Linked DNA regions of Homo sapiens: region 1 is linked to region 2. Evidence: read pairs that join two places in POLR2A ChIA-PET (ENCODE). Cell type or tissue: HepG2. All regions are shown on one strand. Links, peaks and the distances in the headings refer to the core of each region. The heading gives the core; the rest is flanking DNA. Region 1 overlaps CACNA1G (calcium voltage-gated channel subunit alpha1 G). Region 2 overlaps ABCC3 (ATP binding cassette subfamily C member 3).

The links. ChIA-PET counts read pairs that join two places held together with the same protein. Peaks named below come from ENCODE experiments on the same cell type or tissue, not always from the same donor. Only the 100,000 strongest peaks of a DNase experiment are listed, where the experiment ranks them.
Region 1: POLR2A ChIA-PET joins it to region 2 with 70 read pairs; 20 of 35 experiments call an interaction of 5 or more read pairs at or near these places.

Annotation. Positions count from the first base shown.
Region 1 is chr17:50,619,015-50,629,338 of GRCh38, reverse strand. It overlaps CACNA1G (calcium voltage-gated channel subunit alpha1 G), which reads right to left. Exons shown (of 38, transcript NM_018896.5): 34 at 9,513-9,656; 35 at 7,545-7,679; 36 at 5,264-5,432; 37 at 4,810-4,979; 38 at 1,865-3,322. The coding sequence ends at 2,588. It overlaps LOC101927253 (a long non-coding RNA gene), which reads left to right. Exons shown (of 2, transcript XR_243718.2): 2 at 1,999-2,309. Among named protein-coding and RNA genes, the nearest start is that of ABCC3, 11 kb to the left of the region's middle. RefSeq lists an enhancer at 3,018-3,790. In HepG2, for the core only: CTCF peaks have their summits at 1,226 and 3,031 (motif pointing right); DNase peaks (open chromatin) are centred at 1,198 and 3,028; H3K4me3 peaks cover 2,142 bases; H3K27me3 peaks cover 3,371 bases.
Region 2 is chr17:50,681,010-50,689,009 of GRCh38, reverse strand. It overlaps ABCC3 (ATP binding cassette subfamily C member 3), which reads right to left. Exons shown (of 31, transcript NM_003786.4): 27 at 5,254-5,400; 28 at 4,903-5,061; 29 at 4,135-4,301; 30 at 1,280-1,474. Among named protein-coding and RNA genes, the nearest start is that of ANKRD40, 23 kb to the left of the region's middle. RefSeq lists a silencer at 1,368-1,662 and an enhancer at 3,876-4,362. In HepG2, for the core only: a CTCF peak has its summit at 7,542 (motif pointing right); DNase peaks (open chromatin) are centred at 1,539, 2,139, 4,089, 7,539 and 1 weaker place; H3K4me3 peaks cover 2,281 bases.

The sequences.
Region 1 (10,324 bases), core at 1-8,000, 60 kb after region 2:
ACTGGGCTGGTCCCTGCAGATCTCTACAGAGCAACCCAAAAGCATAGTAAGTTCACCCCAAATTCCTTGGTCCCTACTGGGAAGAGGAGGCCAGGGGAAGAGGAACGCACAAAGAACCAGGCATGCTAAGACTCAACCTAAGCAACTCTCCAGTACTCTAGTGCTGCTGGGCTGGTGGTCGGGAGCGGGGAGAGGGGGTGCTGGAAGAGTGGGGAGGGGTAGGAGTCCAGCTCTCTGGCTTCACCTTGACCCAGAATCTTCTAACCACTAGGAGAATGAAAGATCCCAGAACCCCCTCCCCATACCCTCCAACGTCATTAGGGAATAGACAGCTATAGAATTCTACAAAAATATAAAAGCTTAGTCTGCAGATCCAGGTGACAGAACTCTAGGAATTTTGTACAGCTTTGCTTTTTTTATCTTAAATGGCAGCTCCTACAAGCACTCCCTCTCCCCACCCAAGGAGGCCAGAGGAAAAAGTTTGACATTATTGCACACCCTAAAAGGATAAAACCAGGCTTTGGCTTCAAGGAGCGGTATGAGTTCTGTCCAAAAGAGCAATGAGAAAAGCTCTCACCCAGCTTAGAAAACAATGCTGGACAACGCCTCCAGGTCCACTCGCCCGGCAGCCTGGTGCCCCCAGCTCCCAGTTGACCGGATCAGACGGTTTGTGAGCGAGCGTTGCCACTGAGGTTTCAAAAACCCAATCCAATCCTGGGGTTTGAAGGCCCTGGGGGCGAGGGGAGGGGGCTGTTCAAGGGAGTGGGATTGGGACAGATGTTTGGGAGGTGGCTAGGTGACAGGCTGGCTGGACCCATGGTCACCACCTCTTGGCACCAAGATTTCAGACAAGAGAATATTGTCTGCAGTAGCACCAGACAGGTGGCCTGGGCCACGCCACTCCCCCTCTTCCTGTCTGCCTGCCCCTGGCCACCTTCACACCTCCCTCCTCCACTGGCTCCCGCTAGGCAGGCAGCAGCAGCAGTGCATGTAAACATCTTGAGCGCTCGCTCATCACCGCCCAGGGGGCCAGCTCCCCACTCAGCACCTGGCCTCTGACCCTACCACCTCCACCAGGAGGTTGCCTCTGGACGCCCAGCCCTGGACTCTCATCCTCAGGAAGCACAGCCCACTCCGTTGACACGGTTTAATTCCATTGCGGGCAGGTGGACGAGGTCCCCATCGGACAGTGCCTGTAATGCCAGTCAGCTAAGCCCGCCCCCAAGGCAGGAGGCTGAAGTCCAGACAGCTCAGGTCACGCATCCAGCCAGAAGTGTGGCAAATCCGTGCTGAAGCTTCAGGAAGGAAAACCCAGAAACACTTCCCCCCTCCCCCACCAACCCACAGATCCAGATCTGCAGCCTCTGAGGCAACCTCCCCCAGCCTCAGTCGGCCCCATTAACCAAAACAGCTTCATTATGCCAATTTCCAGCTTTCAATGTGCGGCTGATAGCTGTCAGCAGAAATAAGAGTTAATCTGGAATTACTCCCATTCACTGAGCTGCCTAGCTAGAGGAAGCTGTAAAGCTTTGATAGCAGCAGAAGAGACCCTGCCTCCCCAGCCTGCACCAGGCGGAGGGGCTCCTCCTCTCCTTCACGGCTGGGGAGGGCAGGCTAGAGGTGCAGCCTTCCACAGCAAGGGGTTCAGGTTCTCTCACTCTCAGACACACACACTCTCACACTCATATACACACACGCACTCATATACACAAACACATACACACTCATACACACACAAAGAGGCAGCCCTGAAGCTTCCCTCCCCGCCGCCCACTCCCCATCTCCAGGATCTCTCTCTCATCAATGCCATCTGGACGTGCCTAACTCTCCATCCCTTTTGCTTTTACTCTGGACCGTGATTAGCTTTTTATTTAGGAAAATTACTTTATTTTATATATATATAGATAGATAGATAGATATGTATGTATGTATATATAAAAAGGTTCCATTTCACTTGTAAAATCTCATTTTTTCTTTTTCTTTTTTTTTTCCCTACAGAAAATGATGACGAGGTTAAAGGAAAAAATAAGTTACATTACAGTTTCCAAAATGGTTCTCGCTCTCCGCTGAAGATGGGCCACCGTTGGGGCTGCAATGTGCTCGCGGTCCCAGCTTGTGCTTTGCAAGAAGAGGGAATATAACTAGACTGTTATTTTAGGTTAAAATAGCCAAGAGACAGACGCCTTCGCCTCAAAAATATTCTGAGACACATAAAAGTAGAAGGAAACAAGTCTCTTCAGTCACAAAATGTCGTACATCCCGCATATACTAGATTCAATTAATTTAATAAAATAGAATATACATAGAGATTCTGCACAAACGTATTGCTTTCTCCCAACAGCTTCTGGTGTCGGGAACCTCAGCTGCACCGGGCCTCTCCTTCTGCCTGGAGCCAGAGTTGCCGGGGCTGCTGCTTTTAACTCTCTTTGGAAGTTCTGCTTGCAGGTACCCAGAGCCACTGAGGCAGGGAGGAGCGCCTCCGCCTCCTTGGTGTCTATATGGAACTTTTGTCAGGAATATAGCCCAGGAGGAGGAGCTAGGACTTGGCACCCAGTGGAGAAAGGTGAGTGGGAAAGTGGGGCAGGACTCAGGGGTCCAGGTCTGCTGGGTCAGAGGATAAACCGGAGAGACTCAGCACATCTTTCTTTGGGGAGGGCGAGGCAGCCATGCTGTCAGGGGGGCCAGAGGCCAAGGGATCCTTGGAGTCGCTGGACGGAGCCCTCCTCCGGAGGCAGATACCAGGGCTGGGCGGGGTCCGAGGACCTTGGCTCTCGGGGGGGTCTATGGTGATACTAGGCGGGCTGAGTTTTTTCTTGGGCCGGCTCCCAGGCCCCCCAAGAGGCTGGCCCCCAAGGTTAGAGGGGTCTGTGCCCAGGTGGGGTTGGGAGCCGCTGTCCAGGCAGCTGACGGCGATAGAGTGTCTCCTCTGCTCATCCAGCCAGGACGTAGGCCGGCGCTGGCAGCTCTGGGCCTCCACGCTGTAGCACTTCTTCAGGTCCCGTGGGGATGGGGGCTCCTCCTGGCCGCCAGGGGGCAGGAGGTCTCCTGAAATCCAGCTCAGCTCCGTGTCCAACTCTAAGCTGCTTCTGGTCTCTGGAGGGCCCTTGCCCCAGTTGGGTTCTGGGCCTGGGCAAGGGGCTGGCGGGGTCATGTGCTTGGAGATCTTGCTGTGGCTGCGGGAGTGCTGCTGTGCCTGGGTACTTGACTGGCCCCAGAAAGAGTAGGCCCGGGCCAGGGGCGGGGAGGGCCCACTCACCTCTGCCAGCAGGTCTTCCCGGCTGCCCAGACCCTGAACGTCCAAGGAGTCAGTCCTTATTGCTGCCTATATGGGGTGGGGGAGGGCTCAGCCCAGCAGTCTCCTCTCCAGCATGGACTAGCCCTCCTGTCAAGCTGGCTGTGCCCCCTGCCCACCACCACCAGGCACAGCAGGACTATCCTAAGCAGAGGTCCTGGTAGCCGCTCTTACTAGTAGATAGGGGTCATTGCAGCCTGACCTCTGTTGTCCACCATGCCTCCTCTCTCCCCACTAAACCCTGTCTTCCCTCCCCCATGCTCTGGTCTCCCCTAAGCCTGCAAGAATCGCTCTCTCTGCAGCCCCTGCCTCCTGGGATATGAGAGAAGCCAGGCCATCTCTGCTCACTGAGCTGGCTCCTTCACGCCTCCCCGCCTCTGCCTAGACTTCCCCTTTGGCTCTGAATACCCTTCCTGATTGGCAAGAATCCCTCGATTTTACGGACTCAGGTTCTCTGTGACACAGTGTGTGACAGTCTCTGTCCCCAAGTAAAACCGACCCCTTCCCCTTCTGTGTCCCTGCTGCCCTCCACACATAGGTGTCTGGCAGCTGTGAGCTGAGGCTGCAATGATCTGATGGCAGGCATGTCTCCACTATTAGACTGTGAGCTTCAGGGGGCAGGGGCTGTGTCGCCAGTGCCTGGCACACAGAGGCTGCTTAGTGACTATTTGCAGAATGAATAAGGACTGTGCCTGCTCCCCCAAGCATGTGGGATTGAGATTCTCATGTGTCCACGCTCATGCCTCAGGACACACACATGGCATGGGCTGTGGCCTTATCACAGGTGGGCTCTGGGGCCGGGCGCGGTGGCTCACGCCTGTAATCCCGGCACTTTGGGTGGCCGAGGCGGCCAGATCATCTGAGGTTGGGAGCTCGAGCTCAGCCTGACCAACATGGAGAAACCCCATCTCTACTAAAAATACAAAATTATCCAGGCATGGTGGCGCATGTCTGTAATCCCAGCTACTCGGGAGGCTGATGCAGGAGAATCACTTGAACCCAGGAGGCGGAGGTTGCGGGGAGCCAAGATTGTGCCATTGCACTCCAGCCTGGGCAACAAGAGCGAAACTCAAAAAAAAAAAAAAAAAAAAGAATCTGGGCTCTGGAAGGTGGGCCCTAGGCTTGGCCAAAAGTGAAGACACTTAAAACCTGCCTTGTGCCCCATAGCTCAGTCCAAAGTGGGGAGAAGAATTGGGAGGCAGCTCTGGTTGGTGAGGAAGGAAAGACCAGAGACTGGGGTTCTACCTCCGACCAGATAGGCATGACCCTGGGCAAGCACTACCCCTTCTGGTCTCCAGGCCTCCTCAGTGGAACAAGGAACTGGGTGCAAATTTCAAGAAGGCACAGACCACTTCTGCTTTGCCCAGTACTGTGTCCCTGGTATCTGCAACTGAGCCTGGCACATCACTGGCACACAATAAATATTTGCTGGAAGAATGAAAGTGTCAACACAGGTCATCACCAGCAGCAGAGGGTCCAGCCCCCAGGCCTGTGCCTGCCTTTCCACATCTGCTCACCTGGCGCCTGAGTGGCCTCTGAGCCAAAGGGGAGCGTCCTGGTGGGGGCAGTTTGGGGATGGTGCCCCAGGTTGGGGCGCTGTGGGGCTGGAGCAGATGAGGTGCATCTTTGGGAAGCTGCAGGATGTAGCTGGTATCTGCTGGCTGGGAGTGAACGGACAAGACGGAGCCTGTGGAGGGAGGGAAGCGGGGGAGGGGTGGGGGGAGAGAATGGAGCTGGAGGGTTCAGGGGAGCAGGTTCTCACCTGAGCCCTCCCTTCCACTCTCTCCCCCTCATCAGGGCCTCTACCCTTACCCCCTGGACTCAAAGCCATTCCCCCAGGCTGGAGGCTCCCCTGAGGTCAGAGATACCTCTTTGGCTGCCTCAGTTCCCCATCCCCTCAGATCAGGACTGGCTTAGGCCAGGATGGAATCTCCCTGTGTGAGCCAAATTGGCCTGCTCTAGCCCTGGTACCTGACTGAGCTTTGGGGAGCCCCCAGCCCCTGTGTCCCAGGGGCCCCTCGGCAGTGCTCCCATGCCGACACATGTAGCTGTCATTGGGCAGAGAGTGCGTTCGGCTGACCCCAGACTTCCGCACAGTCAGTAAGTCTGGTCCTGGCAGCTCCGTGGGGTGGGGCTGCATCTGCAAAAGGAACAGGGGAGGGAGGTGGAGGAAGAGGGTGTGCGTGGGTTTGGTAACTGAGGCAGCGCTGACAACAGAAAGCAGCAGCGCCCCCCGCCCAGCCCTCACCCCCGTGCCCTCCCAGGACAAGGTAGAGATGGGCATGAGCATGGCTGGGGAGAGGGGCAGACACATGGATGAGCCCTCCACACGCGGGGAGGAAGCAGGTAGGAGGGGGTCTGGGCAGCCGGGAGAGTCTGCAGGCCCTGCCCCCCACCCCCTGCAAAACTGCACACATTGTATCACCTTTAAGCTCCCACTGTGGTGGTGGAGGGGCGGGGAGGTATCCAGAGAAGGGAGAGCAGCCCCCAGCCCCCAGCCCTGCAGGTGGCTCACAAGCTGATTCTAAAGGCCCCATTTAGAGGCTCTGAAGGGAGTCCCGGTGTCCACAGGGATGGGCTGGGGCCCTGACCCAGAGCAGCTCAGGGGAGGATTAAAAGCTAACAGCAGGCCAGGCACAGTGGCTGGTGGCTCATGCCTGTAATCCCAGCACTTTGGGAGGCCAAGGTGGGCAGATCGCTTGAGCTCAGGAGTTTGAGACCAGCCTGGGCAACATGGCAAAACCCCATTTCTAAAAAAAAAAAAAAAAAAAAAAAAAAAAAAATTAGCTGGATATGGTGGCGTGGCACCTGTAATCCCAGCTACTCCAGAGGCTGAGGTGGGAGGATTGCTTGAGCCGGGGGGGTCAAAGCTATAGTGAGCTGGGATCATATCACTGCACTCCAGCCTAGGCAACAGAGTGAGACCCTGTCTCAAAAAAAAAAAAAAAAAAAAAAGCCAACAGCAGCCCCTACGACCCTGTGCTGTCAGTGGGGGAGGTGAGGGGGAGAGGACCCTCCCAAGGAGCAGGGACCAGGCAGCTCAGGAGAGCTTGCAGGTTGCAGGCTGTTCATCCAGTTCTTACAGCAGCCCCAGGTCCCAGCACAGGGCCTGGGTTGGGTTCAGGTGAGTTGAATGGCAGATGACCACCAGAGGCATGTCACAGCTGGCTCCCTGACCTCCACTTTAACCAATAACTCTGGCAGGTGAGGGTGGAGGCCAAATTCAGCTGCTCCCTTAGTGGACAGACTCGGGGTGGGAGTGGGGTTGTTGCTCTGTTTCAGAGAAGGGAGGTACTCAGCCTTGGACTCCAGCATGAGGGAGCCTAGTTTGTTCTCAAGAGGTTTCTCCATCACTCTGTGACCCCCTTCCCCCTGAACCCTTCACCCCTTGTTCCCAGGGAGGCTGTAGGGGCCCTGTCGCCATGCAGGCCCAGCCAGTTAAATAGCCCCAGCAGGCCTGAGGATGGCTAAGTTGGAGGACAATCTTATTTTGCTTCCCCTCTCAGCCCCAGGCTCCACTACTGCCAGCCACCCAAGACCCCTAGGGACACCCCAGCCGGTGGTCCAGTCCCTGCCTCAGCTGGGCCCTCCTCTGACAACAGGAGGGGAACAGTGGAGAGGAGGGGGCTGCTCACAGTCAGAAGGGACGGGAGCTGGAGAAGGGAAAGGGTAGGGAAGCTATCAGAGCACAGAGAAGCCCCATTCACCCCACTGAGTTTGGTGAAGACGCAGGGACACACGGGGACAGTGACGGAGGAGACAGGAACAGCGCTCCAAGTGAAGAAGGGCATGGCAGCGGTGGCAGAGATGCGGCTCTCACCCACCACGTGGTGTGAAGGTCTCATGTTGTTGGGGGGTGGGGTGGGGTGGGGAGGAGGGGAACAGGCACAGGGAGGGCTGGCTTGCACAGGGCTCCAAATTCATAGATTGACTCTGATGACACCTGTTTTGGGCCGTGTCACTCCTGGGTGTCTGGATTCACTTTTTCATAATGGCTGCCGCTGCTCCTATACCCTTCAGGGCAAGGCCCCAATTTAAACTTATCTAATCTCTTTGTCCCCAGTGGGGAACCTGAAGACCTTGTGCCAGCAAAGCGTGGGCCACCGAGGTCCTGACAGTTGATGCCTCTGGGTGGAGCCTGGCAGCAAACTGAGAGGAGGCGGCCCCAGGACCCTCCCTGGGCCGATCTGGAGCCCTGCAGCCAGTCCAGCCCCGGGGGTGGCCGGGAGCAGTGAGGGCAGTGTGTATGTACATTGCTCTCCAGGGCACTAAGTAAGAGTGTGTGCATGTCATCAGGCAAAGAGTCATCCGTCAGAGCTAGAGAGCAGGACGGTTCAGACACAATCTCTGACGTCAGAGACAGAGCCTCCATCTCAGCTAGAGGGATCTAGACAGGGAGAGAGATGATCAGGCATGAGAAACCAGGACAGCGCACACGCGCGTGCACACGCACACACGCGCTCTCTCTCAGTCCCCACTTCCCCCTTTTCACGAAGCACAGGGGGGCGGGAAAAAGGCATCCCTTCTCTCTCCCCACCCTTTCCCCAAACAAGCTGACAGTGCCTCCCCGCACCCACTTCAACCCCCTGCTCTGATCAGAGAGGCTGCGGCAGGCACTGAAGAGCCAGAGCAAACACTGACAAAGCGAGGAGACACAGAAACGCATTCTAAAGATACCCCAGGAGCCTCCCCAGCCCCTCCCACACTACCACCACCCAGGGAGGGAGCGGGAGGACCGAGGGCTTGCGACTCTCAAAAAGATGATACCAAAAAAAAAAAAAATGAAGAAAGGCCAGCAAAGCACTGTCTCTCCTCCCGGCACAGACAGAGCGGCACGGGGGGCGCCGGCGACAATGCCACCAATCTGACGGCTGTTTTCTGCCTATTCTCTCGGCTTCCAACAGCCTGGCAGGACTTGGCCTGCCCCCAGATTCTGGCTTCTCCCCTCGTGGGCCCTCCTCCGCCTGCCTGCAGCCCGCCCGCCCTCTCCAACTTGGGCTCTGGGAGATGTTCTCCCGTTAGCCTGAAGTGGGCGCACTCGGGTGGGCTGCCACACCATCTGGCTGGCTCACCTGGGACCCAGGGGGTTGCCTCAGTGCCCACAGGATGCTAGGGGACAGTTGGACCGTCCCTCCCAGAACCCCATCACCTTCCCATCGTGTCCTCTTCTCCCACAACCTTTCCCTGTGAGCCTCTTTCAGGAAGGGGAGGCCTCGGAAAGGGACTCACTTTCCCACTGATCATTCTAGGTCATTGCCAGATCTGAGACTGAATCCCAACAAGAGGCAAGGTCCCTTCCCACATGAGGATCACTGTCCATTTTTCTGGGATCAGGCTAAAGGCTTCCTAAGAACCTGCCTGCCCCACCACCCAAAAGGGCCTCTGGAGGACTCGGCTTTTCTATCTGCAGCTGACACCTGTCTCCACTCCGGGTCTGCAGCCTCTCACCTAGGTGGAGGGAGGGTGGGGCCCTCTCTCACGTGGTAGTGGGTCGTGGTGAGGGGATCAAGGGGAGGGGAGGAGGGCAGGAACAGCCCAGAAAGCAGAAGACCTGGAATTAAATGGGACTGGGGGAGAGGGCCATGTGGCGCTGTGGGAAGGGGCTGGGCTTGGGCAGGAAGCCAAGTCCTATTTCACACCAAGTTCTCAAAATCCACTCCCAGCTGGAGCCTTCTATCTCTCTCAGGACAGAAATCAGTGGCTCCTGACAGCACTCACCATGCCCAGTGGGCTCCATGGCTTAAAAAGCCACCAAACTGAGGACTGGCAAGTGTGTGCTGGACACGAGCAGATAGAGAGACTGCAGCTTGGCAGCGGGCTCCCTGGCCACCTACACTGTCTCTGGAGGCCTTCCTCCCTGGATCTGATACCTCCTTCCCTCCACCCCCTAAGGTCCCCCTGCTAACTTATCTTCTGCCCCATCCCCTCTTTTCTCTTCCAGATTCTTACAAATCCCCTCTCCCCTCCCCAAGCTCCTCCTCCACACACCCTTCTCATCAGAGGGGCAATCTCAGCAGCCCTGCCTTCCAGCTCTTTTCTGGAGGTGATCTCAGTCTAGAAGAACCCCTGACTGCCTCTTGCACTCAACTGAGGCTCCAAGGCTGCACTTTCTACAGATACCCAGTGGGCAGGAACACTCCCAGCTTCCCCAGAAGCATGGCACAGCGTGGCACAGCCCAGCACGGTCAGGGGAGAGGGCACAGCACAGGGGCACAGTAACCTGTGGGTCGGAGCCTCCCAGGCTGGGGGCAGAAGGGAAGGCAGAGGGCTGGCCCCCTGGGCCTGCCAGCTCGTCCATCAGCTTCAGCTCCCACTCCAGGGAGCCCTGGATCAGCAGGGATATGGTGTCAAACAGCTGCCTGTCCTGGGGAGCCAGCCCGTAAGGGGAGCCGGAGAGGCAGGGGAGCAGGGGTCAGAGGGCAGTGATGGGAAGTGTCGTGGAAGGGGATTGACAAGAGAAACAGAGGAGAAAGAGGTGACACCCAGACAACACACATGCACATGTGCACACACACAAAAACACACACAGCAACAAAGAGAAAAAGAGGAGGGGGTGGGGAAGAGGGAAGGCGAAGGAGGAAGGAGAGATGGGAGATGGAAAATGAGCAGAGCCCACGGCGGGGGGAGAGAGAGAGAGCGGTAAAGAGAAGATAAAAGGATGGAGAGATGGAAGAGAATCAGGCAGGTTAAAGGGTGGGTAGGAAAGAGATTTGGCAGTTGGGCAAGGGTAAGAAAGAAACAGGAAGGAAACAGAAAACTTAGCCTTGAACCTATGAGTCAGGAAGGGGAGGCCAGACCAGGCTGGAGGAGCAGGGCATGGCTAAGCTGGCCCGTCTGCTGGGGTGGCCCTGTGGGGTGAGTGTGGGCAGCCATCCCTGGGGAGGGGCAGTGACTGCTCGCTCAGCATCCAGGACGGAGGGCGGGAGCCTCCAGGAGGAGCCTAGGGTTTGTGTGCTGCCCGCTTGGCTCCCGCCCACCACCCTCCACACCCTTCTCCTGCCCCAGCTCCTCTCACGGCTGGGGTGGGTGTCT
Region 2 (8,000 bases), core at 1-8,000:
GCTGGTCTCTAACTTCTGACCTCAAATGATCTGCCTGCCTCGGCCTCCCAAAGTCCTGGGATTACAGGTGTGAGCCACCGCGTTGGCCACCATTTTTTTTTTTTTTTGAGACAACGTCTCACTCTGTCACTCAGACTGGAGTGTCCTGGCGTAATCTTGGCTCACTGCAATCTTTGCTTCCTGAGTTCAAGCAATTCTCTGTCAGCCTCCCGAGTAGCTGAGATTACAGGCATGCACCACCACATCCGGCAAATTTTTGTTTTTGTTTTGTTTTGTTTTGTTTTTAGTAGAGACAGGGTTTCTCCATGTTGGCCAGGCTGGTCTTGAACTCCTCACCTCAAGTCATCCGCCCTCCTTGGCCTCCCAAAGTGCTGAGATTACAGGTGTGAGCCACTGTGCCCAGCCCTCATTGACTACGACAATCCCACGAAGCATCATTTTCATTTGAAACAGGCTCAGAAAGGTTTTGCAAATTGCCCAGGGTCACACAGCAGCCTGGGACTCCAGACACAGTGCTCTCCCCACAAGGCTCAGCTCCTCATGGTGCTGTCACGGTCCAGCTGCCACTTGAGTTGCTTCTTCATCTGTGACCAGAGTGGCTGTGAGACACCAATAAGGTGAGGGACATGCAGGCACTCTGCCAGCAGGTTTCTTAGGAAGTGATGGGACTCAGCATGAAGCCTCCAGTTCCCCTTACATTGCCTCATGGAGGAGGCAGGATGCAAGTGGCCTGTGCACAAAGACAGTGCCTGTGGAGCCCAGTGTGCCCTTCCCCATGTGTTAGAAAATGTCATTGTTGAAGCTGGGCGCAGTGGCTCACGCCTGTAATCCCAGCACTTTGGGAGGCCGAGACAGGTGGATCACTTGAGGTCAGGAGTTCGAGACCAGCCTGGCCAACATGGTGAAACCGTCTCTACTAAAAATACAAAAATTAGCCGGATGTGGTGGTGCACGCCTGTAATCCCAGTACTTCGAGAGGCTGAGGCTGCAGTGAGCCACTGCACTCCAGCCTAGGCAACAGAGCAAAACTCTGTCTCAAAAAAAAAAAAGAAGAAGAAGAAGAAAAATGAAAATGTCATTGTATACCCCACCCCTGAGCCCAGGCCACCCCACTCTGGTCTGCCCCTTATCCAGATCTTGGGAAACTCTGCTCTGCCTGCCATGCCCTAGCAATCCCAGGAACATTGCCTTGTTCAGATAACCCTAATCTGCCCTGCCCATTCCTGATGCCCCAGGTGGCCCCACCAGGTTCCCCATTGCTCAGGTTTCCGTGTCCCACCTGGTGTAGTCCATGATAGTGTTAAGCCGGTGTGCGATGGTCAGGACAGTGCAGGTATCAAACTGGGTGCGGATGGTAGCCTGGATGAGGTTGTCAGTCTCCAGGTCGATGGCAGCTGTGGCCTCGTCTAAAACCAGGATGCGGCTCTTGCGGAGCAGGGCTCGGGCCAGGCACACGAGCTGCCTCTGGCCCACGCTGGGAGTGGAGAAGGCAGGCATTTCCAGCTGGGGGCCTCCCACCTGCCTCTGGGCCTCATTCCCAGACCTGTTTCACTCCTCAGTGGCCCAGGACTGGTTTTCTGTCTGACTTCTCCCATTTCTGCCACAGCCCAGCCCTCCAGAACGGAGCAGAGGTCTGGACACCATTGGGATAATGAGGGGCCTTGGGGAATGAGCCAGTGCTAAAAGGCATTGTGAAATCCCTGGTCTGCTCTTGGCACCCTTGGCCTCCTCTCTCGGTGCTTTCTTCCCCATCCTTGCTTTTCAGCTAGTGCCGTGATGTTTCTCTGCTTCACTCTATCAGCCATTTACACCTTAGTAAGAACATACTTGCATGGCTCTTCTTGGATATTTGCAAATAGGCCACACGATGCCATCTTGCTGAGCCTAATATCACACAATTCAGGCAGTCACCTCCCACCCCATAGGGAATACAGGCCAGGGCTCTGCTTCTGGGACAAGAAAATGGCAGGGCAGAGGAACACCCGGGGACTCTTTGTGTCTGGTCACTGAGGAGGTAAAGGAGGAGCAGGACACACGCCTTCAGCCTCCTGCTCTGGAAGCCAGAGCCAGCAGACAAAACGAGGCTGTGTTCCCAACCAGAGGCCACAGCATCCCCACATCCAAGGACAAATACCTCAGCCCTTCCCAAAGGCGTGAGTCACCACAGCCGGAGTAAAGTCCGGGCTCTCTCCCTGGCCCATTCCCGCAACTAATGAAGGTTTTGGCAGCAGAATAAGCCGCCGGATAGAACTCAGGGCTGATTTATGGTGGAACTGGCACAGGACACAGGTTATACTTAAAGTGGCTACAAGCTCAGTGAGGGAGGAGGGGAGCTGATTTCTGTCTCTGATCACGGCATGTGTCGGGGTGGGGCATGCTCTGGGGGAAGTGTTGAGAGCAAGCAGGTGAGAAGAATGGATCAAGCAAGAGACAGTCATGGGGCACAGGGTCTGGAGAGACCATGTTTGTCCGCCAGCCACCCCCACGTGGTTATGTAAGTGAGAGCCACTTAAGATGCATATTTAGTCTTAAGGGCTGCGTGGGTGGCAAGGGAGTCCCACCCTTGGGATAATGAGGGGCCTTGGGGAATGTTGTCCAGGTGAGGGAGGTGGCTGTGATACAGCAAGGAAAGGTTTGGGACAGAGCCAGAGTCCCCGCTCTGCCCCTTACCAGCTGAACTGCTGCGAGGAAATCATTTCAAACCGTGGAGGCTCGTTTCTGGCCCACAGGACCATGGTAAAGATTAAAGGAGAAAGTGGAGGCCAGAGTGCTTTGAATATTGTTAAGTGCTGGGCAAATGTAAAGTTTTTTTTCTTGAGACGAAGTCTCGCTCGGTCACCCAGGCTAGAGTGCAGTGGTGAGATCTTGGCTCACTGCAACCTCCGCCTCCAGGGTTCAAGCGATTCTCCTGCCTTGGCTTCTCGAATAGCTGGGATTACAGGCGCCCGCCATCACGCCTAGCTAATTTTTGTGTTTAGCAGAGACAGGGTTTCACCATGTTGGCCAGGCTGGTCTTGAACTCCTGCCCTCAAGTGATCCACCTGCCTTGGCCTCCTAAAGTGCTGGGATTACAGGCGTGAGCCACTGTGCCTGGCCTTGTTTTAGTTTTTGAGGTCTGGGGAGGGTGCATGAGTATGGACTGAATATAAAAATGAAAATAGGGAAGAGGAGGAGGAGGAGGAGAAGATGGAGGGAAGGGAGGAGGGGAAAAGCTGACATTTTACAGGAGCATCCAAGCGAAGCGCTTTTCCTGTCATCACACTGACCCTAACACTGCTCTGTCCAGGTGGTAGCCACTGGCCCCATGTGGCTATTAGCACTTGAAATGTGACTAGTCCAAATTGAGACATTCTGTAAATGTGAAATATACACTGGATTTCAAACTTGTAGGAAGAAACGCAAAATATTTCTAATACTTATATCAATGATGTGTTGAAATAATATTTTAGATATATTGGGCTAAATAAGTTATAGTATTACAGTTTATTTTGCTTGTTTTTCCTTTTTAAAAAGTGTGGCTATAAGAAAAAAACATTAGCTTCATATGCATGACTTGCTTTGTTTTTTATTGGGCAGCATAATGCAAAGAGGTTTGGACTGTTATTATCTGCCTTTTAGAGTGAAAGAAAAGTAGGCACAGAGAGGTTAAGCAACTAGCCCCAAATCACACAGCTAGCACAGGTATAGGTATCTCCAACCTTTAGACTCAGTAAGAGGTGACTACTGGCCCCTCCAGTGCATAGCCCAGTGGCTGAGGACATAAAATCTGGGGCTGTAAGAAAGCTCTGGAGGGGAGAGGGCTTCCTCAAAGGGTTTTGGAATCTCCCAGAGCTGGTTCAAATCCCAGACCTGCCTTCTCCCAGCTGTGCAACTTAGGTCAAGCCCTTTACCATCTCTGAGCCTCAGTTCCCTGACCGGTGAAGTGGGATCATGGACCACCGCTGGGGCTTGTGTGAGGAGTCGGCGGGGCAGTACACCATGCCTGGCACACGGAATATGCTCAATACGAAAGGACAGCCCTGTGCACATCCGGGCTGGCCTCATCTCTGTGTCATTGGTGTCAGGTTTCCCAGCACCCGCCAGGGTTTCCCAGGGAGGGTTGCAGTTCCTGACCTCTGCACTCCCAGTGTTTACCTGAGATTCTCCCCGCCCTCTGAGCACTGGAAGTCCAGGCCTGCCGGCTGGGAGCTCACAAACGTGTGCAGGTGGGACAGCTCCAAAGCCCACCAAATGTCCTCCTCTGAGTAGCTGCCGAAGGGGTCCAGGTTCATGCGCAGGGTCCCCGAGAACAGGATGGGGTCCTGGGGATACAACGTGGCCTCAGAGGGAGGCAGCTTAGGCCCTATGAGGAGCCATAGGCCCCAGGTCCAGGGAAGAAGAGAGGGATTAAGGTGGCAGCATTCCCACTCTGTTTCCAGCTCCCCAGAGGACACAATGGCCAAAGAGATAGAAAATTGCCTGTAGGGGAGTGATAAACCTCAGCTTTGCCAATCACGAAGACCTCTGTTGAAGCAGGAACCAGAGCCACTAATCTGACTCCAAAGTGTCCACTCGGCAGAAACAAAAAATACCCCGGAGGAGACAGAAAAAGTGAAATGTAATTAGAGCTGCGCAAAAAGACCAGGGCAGAATGTCTCGGGGGAAGGGGTTCTTGGAGGGGTCCTTCCCCATGTGCTGGCCCAGGAGGTCAAAGGACAGGGCCTGACTGGGCAGGGTAAGTCTGAGCTTTCCAGATCCATGACGGGTGGCTCACTGATGGCTCTGCTTCCTGCTGTCTGTCCCTCCCCACCTGCCCAAGCCTCTGAGACTGGGGTCCCAGTCTCCATCCTAAAGCTACAGAACAAGGTGGGGCCTGCCTCCAGGGCCGTTGGTGAGTGTGGCCAGCCCATGCCAGGCTCCTACCTGCGGGATGATGGTCAGCTGAGAGCGCAGGTCATGGAGGCCGATGTCTGCCACATTGAGGCCATCAATGCGGATTTCACCCTTTGCCGCCTCCAGGATGCGGAACAGGCAAAGGGTCATGGAAGACTTGCCAGCCCCAGTGCGGCCCACGATCCCCACCTGGGCGGAGAAGGGAAGGGGCTCTGAGGGGGAAGCTGAGAGGTCAAAGGCGCATCTCCAGGACTCTCCTGGAGGCCGAACAAACATGTGGCTGGAGCACTTGTGCTCTCAAAAGACCCAAGCTCCCCACAAGGGCTGTGGCCATGTCTGCAGGCATGAACACACACGCAGGCCCGCCTACCCCACGCGTACCTTCTCGCCACCGTGCACATGCAGACTCAGGTCTCTCAGCACCAGGTCTAGGCCCGGCCGGTAGCGCACAGAATAATTCCGGAACTCCACCTCCCCACGTGGGGGCCAACCTTCGGGAGGGCGGCTGCCTTCCACCACCCAGGGCGCCTGGCAGGAGGGGCAGATGGGGTCACATCAGCTGCCCAGTGAAGCCCTCTTTCACCTTTCGGTCTCTCTCCCCCAAGGCCCCTCAATCCTCCCCAACTATGGTCCCTGGGAGGGTCCTTGGCACCCCTGTGGCTCAGCCTTGTGTTCAATGACTCCTTTATCCCTCTGACTTTATTCCCCACAGACCTACTCCAACACTCCCCTGTCCTTCCCCTCCCAGTCTCCCTGCTTGCCCATGTTCCTTTTTTTTTTTTTTTTTAATTTTTGAGAGACAGGGTCTCAATCATGGCTCATTGCAGCCTTGAACTCCTGGGTTCCAGCGATTCTCCTCCCTCAGCCTCCCTAGTAGCTAGGACTACAACAGGCACATGCCACCATGCCTGGCTAACTTGTTTTGTTCTGTGACAAGTTCTTGTTCTGTCACTCAGGCTGGAGTGCAGTGGTGCAATCATAGCTCAATGCAACCTTGAATTCCTGGGCTCAAGCCATCCTCCTGCCTCAGCCTCCTGATTAGCTAGGACTACAGGCCTGTGTCACCACACCTGGCTAATTTTTTAAAGAAAAACTCTGAAGAGACTGTGTCTCGCTGTGTTGACCAGGCTGGTCTCGAACTCCTAGCCTCCAGGGATCCTCCTGCCTAGGAGGATTCCCAAAGTCCTGGGAATACAGGTGTGAGCCACTGTGCCACACCTTATATTCCTTGAAGTGCCCTCCCTGCCTGCCCTAACTCCCCCTCTCATTACCTTTACCCATTCATTGTTACTGGGTGGCAGCCCAGTGCCAGGCAGTGGGGACACAATGGTACCCCATTGAAACAGTCCTCACCCTCGTGAGATTTATGTTCTAGTAGAGGGAGGCATATAATCAACAGATAAGCAAATCTATACAACGCAAGAAGTGATGAGTGCTGGGGCCAAGAAGTGCTTAGTGTTGCTGCTTTATACAGGGTGGTCAGGGAAGGCTTCCTGGAGGAGGCAGACTTTAGTAAAGACCCGAAGGAGGTGAGGGAACAAGCCAAGTGGATATCTGGAGGGAGGGCATGCCAGGCAGAGGGAACAGCAGGCATAAATGGCTCTAGGTGTGTTCTGGAGCACACTGGCAAAGGCAAGAGGTAAGAGGCTGAGGTAATGGTGGCTCCATCATGTAGGGCCTTGCAGGCCATTTTAAGGACTTTTTTTTTTTTTAACTCTGATTAAGATGCAAAGCCATTAGAGGGCTGTACACAGAGGAATGACGTGATTTGATTTTTTTTTTTTTTTTTTTTAAATCTCTTGGCAGCTACAAGCAGAATAGACTGGCAGGGCATAAGATGATGGTGGCTTTGAGATAGGATTGGCTACATAATTTGGGAGGCCCAGTGCAAAATGAAAACCTGAGGCTTCTTGTTGAAGAATGATGGAGAATGTCAAGGCACTGACGGCAGAGCATTACTCTAAACGCGCAGTTCTTCCGGGAGTGGGGACGCTGTGACTATTCCTGTGGAGCCAGCCCTGCTTCGAGGCAGGAGAAACCACGCGGCCAGAGGTGAAAAAGCAGAGCAGCAGGCACAGATTGGTCTCTCAAGGAGGCGTCAGAGAACGGGCCGTGGGGTTGAGGGCAGACATTTATAGGATACAGAGACAGGAGCATGGGTATCCATGCAGGAACTGGGCTGCTAGACATGAAGCAGGGGAACTGGAAGCTCCCAGACAGTGAGGGGTGAGGGGCCAGAGGGTGATGCCTGGGGAAGCCAGGCTGGGGTCAGGCAGGTGGACTGGCGGGTGCAATGCAGGCCACGGAATCCACGAGGACTCCAAGAAGAAGGGAGAGGTCATTTTATTGGGACGTTGCTAAGAGGTTGAATTAGACGAGAACAGAAAAGCGTCCCCTGGATTTGGAACCAGGAAGGTCACTGGTGAGCTGTCTCCGTGGAGCGAGGGCCAGAAAGAGGACTGCAGGAGGCAGATGACATCAAGGCTGATGAGGAAGCGGATGCAGCTTGTAGAGACCATACTTTAAACCATGCTTCATGACAGAGGAGAGCAGAGAAATGGGGCAGTGGAGTGCAGGGGGGAGGGTTTGCGTGTGTGTCTGGAATGGAAGATGTGATGGAATATTTTTGCATGTGGATGGGAAGCGTCCAACAGAGGGAGCAAGAATGACAGGAGATGGAGGGCGGGACTGAGGAAGCCAGGTCCTCAAGCGGCCATGAGAAGAAATGGAGGGGCTGGGCTTTGAAACAGAAAGGGATGATTCCTGCTAAAAGTGAAAAGGAGACAACGGTGAAGGAGACACAGGCGGGTTTAAAGACTGAGAGGCAGGAAGGTTGAGGGAGTTCACGTCTTAGAACCTACTTTTTATGGAGGTGTCAGGCAAGGTCGATGGCTGAGCAGGAGGGAGATGTGGGGTTTGAGGACAGAGATTATTCAACAGAATTCTTTCTGAACGTGAGAACATGGGCTTCTTGGGGAAGCAAAGCAGGAACATGCAGCCGTGGTGTGTGGTTATAAACTTGTCAACTCAGTGATTTTTCTCCTGCAAGCTTTTTTTTTTTTTAGACAGAGTCTCACTCTGTTATCCAGGCTGGGGTGCAGTGGCGCAATCTCGGCTCACTGCAACCT